Linked DNA regions of Homo sapiens: region 1 is linked to region 2. A link is a contact called in ENCODE Hi-C or POLR2A ChIA-PET data. All regions are on one chromosome and are shown on one strand. Each heading gives the region's core, a stretch centred on a gene start or an enhancer-like site at or near the end of the contact. The rest is flanking DNA. Distances are from core to core; before and after follow the strand shown.

Evidence for each region. Hi-C counts contacts between places; a loop is a spot of excess contacts on that map. ChIA-PET counts read pairs that join two places held with the same protein, here RNA polymerase II (POLR2A). Pooled maps may share reads with other maps.
Region 1: a loop to region 2 is called in a pooled map, with 3 times the contacts of the local background. The contact joins the promoter of MTCL2 here to the promoter of EPB41L1-AS1 in region 2. A Hi-C loop is called at or near these places in 1 of 50 pooled maps. POLR2A ChIA-PET finds 5 or more read pairs at or near these places in 2 of 52 experiments (B cell and activated B cell).

Annotation. Positions count from the first base shown.
Region 1 is chr20:36,862,102-36,864,801 of GRCh38, forward strand. MTCL2 (microtubule crosslinking factor 2) reads right to left here and starts at 1,437. Exons shown (of 15, transcript NM_080627.4): 1 at 557-1,437. The coding sequence starts at 1,243. RefSeq lists silencers at 1,037-1,186, 1,257-2,146.
Region 2 is chr20:36,154,338-36,157,037 of GRCh38, forward strand. EPB41L1-AS1 (EPB41L1 antisense RNA 1) reads right to left here and starts at 1,423. Exons shown (of 4, transcript NR_147703.1): 1 at 1,259-1,423; 2 at 726-917. It overlaps EPB41L1 (erythrocyte membrane protein band 4.1 like 1), which reads left to right and starts at 403. Exons shown (of 22, transcript NM_012156.2): 1 at 403-559. It overlaps LOC124904893 (a long non-coding RNA gene), which reads right to left and starts at 109. Exons shown (of 2, transcript XR_007067572.1): 1 at 1-109. RefSeq lists a silencer at 142-341.

The DNA of each region.
Region 1 (2,700 bases), core at 187-2,686, 710 kb after region 2:
AGTGGACTCCAGCCAAGGGGATGTTCCCAGATGTCATGCTTTCAAACTGGACCCGCCCAGAAAGGCAGGCAGAGACAGGCCTGCGCCCGGGAAAGCCCTGGGTAACGACTCAGGATGGCATTCAGGCCTTTCCTGGGCAGGGGATGGCCACAGGTTTCCCTGGCGGCGGTGTCTATCAATCCCGTCCCAAGAAGGAGAGCCTGGGCGTGGAGGTTCTGGGCAGCTGAAGGCAGAGATCCATCCCTTCCCTGGCTACCCACCCCCACCTCAGCAACGCCTCCCAGAACGCTCCAAAGCTTTCTCAAGTCCCCGCTCCCAGGTTAGGGCCCTGTAGCCAGTTCCAAGGTCTTTTTCAGGAGCGCGCTTCCCAAATAAAGTTGAGAGGGGGCGGGGGGAATGAGGGAGCCCCAGATCCACCTCAGAGTGGTCCCCAGAGGGCTTGGGCCCCTTTCTCCGGATTGTTCAGTGGGAAGGAGGGCCGGCTGGTGCCTCAGGCCCGCGGGACTGTGACAGCCGGCGACCCCTGCGACCTCCCTTTCTACCCGGGCGCCCCCACCTTGAGATAGTCGTTCTCCGAGCGCAGCTCCTCCAGCTCCCGCACCAAGCCGCTGGGCCCGCAGTCCAGCATCTCCTCGGTGAGGTCGGAGAAGGCAAGCGAGGCGCTGAGCGGCAAGCGGCTGCTGCCCACCGACGACGCGGCCACCGACGGCTCGTCCGGGGAGGCGGGCGGCCGCGGGGGCTGCTGCGCGGAGGGCGCGGGCTGGGCCGGCTGCCCCGTACGGACCCCCGCCGGGCCCCCGGCCGCGGACTCGGCGTCGCTGCTCAGCGCCAGCTCCAGGCCCAGCAGGCGCGCCTCCTCCGACGCGCAGTCCGACACCTCCGAGCTGCTATCCGTGAGGCTGGGGGGCGGCGGTGGCGGTCGCGGCCCCGCACCCGAGCGCGGACGGCCCTTGGCACGGACCCCGGTGCGGACCCCGGCCACCCGCACACCCGCACCGCGCGCCCCGGGAGCCACTGCGCGCCCCTTCTTGTCCGGCCGTGAGGAGAACGCGGCGCTGCAGGCGACTGCTGAGCCCGGGCCTGGGCCGCGGCGGCCCTTAGCCAGCGACCAGCCGGCCACGTCTTTGGGCCGGGCCGGCGACGGCGCGCGGTGGCTCTTTTTCCTCTCCGGGGCAGGCGCGGGTGCAGGCGCGGGCTGGGGACCGCAGCCCCGGACCGGGGGCTCGGCCGCCGGCGCCTCCATCGCGGCCTCCCTCGGCCTCAGCGAGCTGCGCGCATGGCCCAGGCCCGCCCGGCCTCGACGTCCCTGGGGAGGGACCCGGCGCGGCTCCGGCCGCTGGGGCTGCGGCTGCTCTCGGCCCACCTCGGCCCCGACACCGCGTCCCCGTCCCAAGCCCCGCCGCGCGGTCTCTCCGCTGCTCTGGGCTCGGAGAGTGCGGCCCGACCGCCTCCAGGCGCCCCGGCTCCGGCTGCGGCTCCGCCCGGCGCCCGCCCCCTCGGCCTCGCCGCGCCCCCGGAGCGCGCCCGGGCCCCCGCCGCCCGCACGCCGATCGCTCCCTCGGGCTCCGAGTCCGGCTGCGGCCCGGGCCCCGGCTCCGCCCGGCGCAGCCCGCCCCCCGCGCAGCCCCGCCAGCTCCCCGCCCCGCCGCCTCGGCTCGGGGGCGCGCGGTTCCGCGAACAAAAGGCGGACGCGGCGGGAGCGGCAGGGAGGGACGCAGGCAGGGAGCGAGGGAGGGATCTGCGAGGCAACAGCGACCCCTTCGAGGGTCAGGCTGGCGCGGGCAGCCGCGGCCCGGGCTCCCTCCTCCTCCGCTCCGCCGCCTCCTCCCCTGCCCGCTCGGGGAAGGCACCCGGCGGAGGCGCCCCTGCGCCCGGCGTCCGGGCAGGGCCTGCGAGAGCGGCGGGAGCCGGGACTCCCGGGCCGAGGCCGGGCGGACCTCAGTTCGCAGGAACCCGCATCCATGCACGCCCAGCGCCTCGCCCCTCGCCCCGTGCCGAGCGTGCGCGAACTCCGCCCCCTTAGCCGGCATCGCCGGAGCCGCGATCCCATCGCACAGATGCGTAAACTGAAGCCTGGGGTGCACGCGCCAAGCTCACGGTCTAGGCGGCGCCGATGGGACCCAAAGCTCACACCTCCCGGGCGCGCTCGGGCTCCCCCTGCCTCGGCTTCCCTCTCCTGGCATAGGGACCGTGAAGCCCTGTGTGCATGCCTGGCTCGCGCACCTTGACCGGCGGATATTTCTCCCCATGCGCCCCCGACCCGGGTTTCAGGCTCTGTACGGCTAAAATGGAAGCGACCCGTAGCTAGGCGCGGTGGCTCATGCCTGTAATCCCAGCACTTTGGGAGGCCGAGGCGGGTGGATCACGAGGTCAGGAGTTCGAGACCAGCCTGACCAACATGATGAAACCCCGTCTCTACTAAAAATACACAAATTAGCCGGGCGTGGTAGCGCGTGCCTGTAATCCCAGCTACTCGGGAGGCTGAGGCAGGAGAATCGCTTGAACCCGGGAGGCGGAGGTTGCAGTGAGCCGAGGTCGCGCCACTGCACTCCAGTCTGGGTGGCAGAGCTAGACTCCATCTCAAAAAAATAAACAAATAAATAAAAACAAAAATAAAATGGAGGGGACCTATTACGAGATGTCAGCCTAGCGGATGCTTTGGAAGGCGGTTTTGGCCCCCGTGGGGGCTGGCATGGGCTG
Region 2 (2,700 bases), core at 173-2,672:
CCCCCAAGAGGGCTTGGCGAGAGCAAGGAGGCCCGGGGCTGGCTAGGACCAGGGTGGGGGCAGCCGGGGCGCTCGAGAGGCCCCCCAGCTGCACAGTCCCGCAGTGGTCTGGGAACTGCCCGTGTGGCACGGACCGGGAGGAGGTGGCCTGGGAGCCTGAGAGAGAGGGCGGGGCGCGGGGGGAGGTGGGTGGTAGAGGAGACAGGCAGAGAGGAGGCGGAGGCAGGGGCAGGGCCGCGGCGCGCTGGGAGGCAGGCGCAAGCGGCGGCCGCCCCTGGGCTGGGCTCCGAGGCCGGGGCGGGGGCGGGGGCTGGCCGCGCGTCGGGCGCCAGGCCCGGGGCTGTGGGCACCGTGCCCAGCCCCTGGCGCACGCCGAGCCGCCGCCGCCGCCGCCGCTGCTGCAGTCGGCATCCATCAGCGGGCGGGGGTGTCGCCGAACAGGCTGCTCCGCAGAGCCCGCCGCGACCCCGCGCCGCCCCGCCCCGCGGCCTGCCTGCCAGAGGAGCCGAGGGGGCCGCCCCTCGCCCAACCTGCCCGACATGGGGAACCCCGGGCCCAGGTAGGCACATGGGGGAATCAGGTGGCTCTCGGGGCCGGGGGCTTGCAACATCTAGGCCCAGCCTCCAGCCCTGGGGAGGAACGGGGGCGAGGCCGAGAACTGAGTTTTCAGGCTGTTGGTCCCCTGGCCAGTGTGGGGGAGGGTCTCGCTGTTCCTCCCTACCTACCGGTCTGCAGCCTCCTCCAAGGCCTGGAGAGAGGATCCGGAGGCTGGGGGTTGGCGGGGGGTTGGTCCTGCTGTAGGATGAGCGGTGGGTGGGCGCTGGGCTCCCACCGGCTGGCCCAGTCTCTTTTCGGAGAGCACTCCTGCTGCCGCCTCCAGAGGCCAAGGGCTCTTTGGATTTCTGCTGCTTCTGACGCTGCAGGAGGAGTTCTTGGCTGGAGCCTGGGATGCTGGCGAGCCCTTGCCCTCATCTCTCCTCACTCTGGTTACGGACCCTTCCCCGCTCTGGGCTTGCCTCCCCTTCCGTCTCCCTTCCAAGTACCTCAGAGCTGCTAGGAGGGATCTTAGCCCTAGGACTTCTGCAGTTCTGGCCTGGCATTGTCCTGGCCAGTGACCGTCCCCTGATCAGAGGGAGAGGGCTTGTGTGTCCCACTTGTGTCTGGCACCTTCACACTTGGGGAGGTCCAAGGGCCCGAGAGGCTGGGGTCTCAGGGATGGGCATGGGGGGCCAATGTCTACAGCCATTGGGGTACTTACTGGGTGCAGAGGCCACTGACTGGCAGACGTATATGGCTCAAAGTGGTCCATGGAGACCTTGAAGTCTGGACAAGGACCAAAAGGGAGTTCTGGGGATGCTGGTCTCTCCCTCAGCTGCCAGCCATCGTCGTTGCTTTTCCCTCGGAGCTCTGAGGATGCATTGGTGGGGGAGAGAGCACCACGTGTTCCCACATTCACTTCTGGATCCGCATAGCACCTCCTCTGCACCCAAAGGTGGGAATGTGAGACGGCCAGATTTAGGACCTCTCCAGGGCTGTGCGGGGTCCAGCGGCTTGGCTTCATTCCCACCCCATCCCCCCACCCTCAGCATTAGGAGCCTTCCAGAATCAGTGGCACTTGAGCCAGGTCAAGATCTGGGGCCTGGATGGTGCCCTCCGCAGCTCTTGGAAGACAGTGCCTCCTGTCCCGGGCAAGGGTGTGGAGAATAGAGGCAGCTGTGTGCCTCTCTGCCCACCCATTCCTCCAGATGGAGCCTGCGGCAGAGGCAGCCTGTGCCAGCCTCCCCTATGAGCCACCGTGGCCCAGGAAGGCTCTGCCAGCTCTGTGCAAGGATGGAGCTGGCTTCTCCTGGCCAGCCTGAGGTCATGCCTGCCTGGCAACCCAGGCATAGTATTTATGGCATGCAGAGCACAGTCCCTGGGATTTCAGGGGCACCTCAAGGCAGTCCTGGAGGAGATCAGTGCAGAGGGCATTGTTCCTATTAAAGCCCTTCCTGGGCTATGTGACAGTCCTCCTGGGCTCAGCCCTGTGAGCTTCTTGAAGAGCTTCTTCCATAGAATCCTGCATGAAAACAATGCTTGGTCAGGTAGTCCTCACTCAGTCGATATTGAAAGGTTGAACGGGGCCTAGAGAGTAAGAGTGACTTGGCCAAGGTCACAAAGCAGCTGAGCGGGGGAGTCAGCATTAATGTACCCAGGTCTTCCACCTCTTGTTCTGGGGCTCTTGCAGCTCAGGTGCTGGCTTCCCTGCTGCGGTGGTTGTGCTATAGACAGGACTCTGCCAAGGGCTAGGCATTGTAGCCTGGAGCCTGAGGCTACCTGATCCCTTAGGAGGGGTGTTATGTTGGCCTCCCAGCCCTTGCCCTCAGTAGGTGAGCAGGAGAGGTCAGGGCTGAGAGAAAGGGCCGTGGGTGGTCCTGGACCCTCTTGGAAGTGCATAGAGCTGAGAGGATGCCAGGTGCCCAGGGATGTTCTGGCCTGAGCCTCCAGGGGGCAACAGAGAGTTTTCTGACTTCAGGCTGTGGTGGGAGGTGCTTGTTAGCACCTGCCGGGACTTCCCTAAGAGCCCCTTTCTGGGCTTCTCTGTCCCATTTGTTAAAAGGGGACACAGGCGTGCGCCATTGCGCACGCCTGTAATCCCAGCACTTTGGGAGGACGAGGCGGGCAGATCACAAGTTCAAGAGATGAAGACCATCCTGGCCA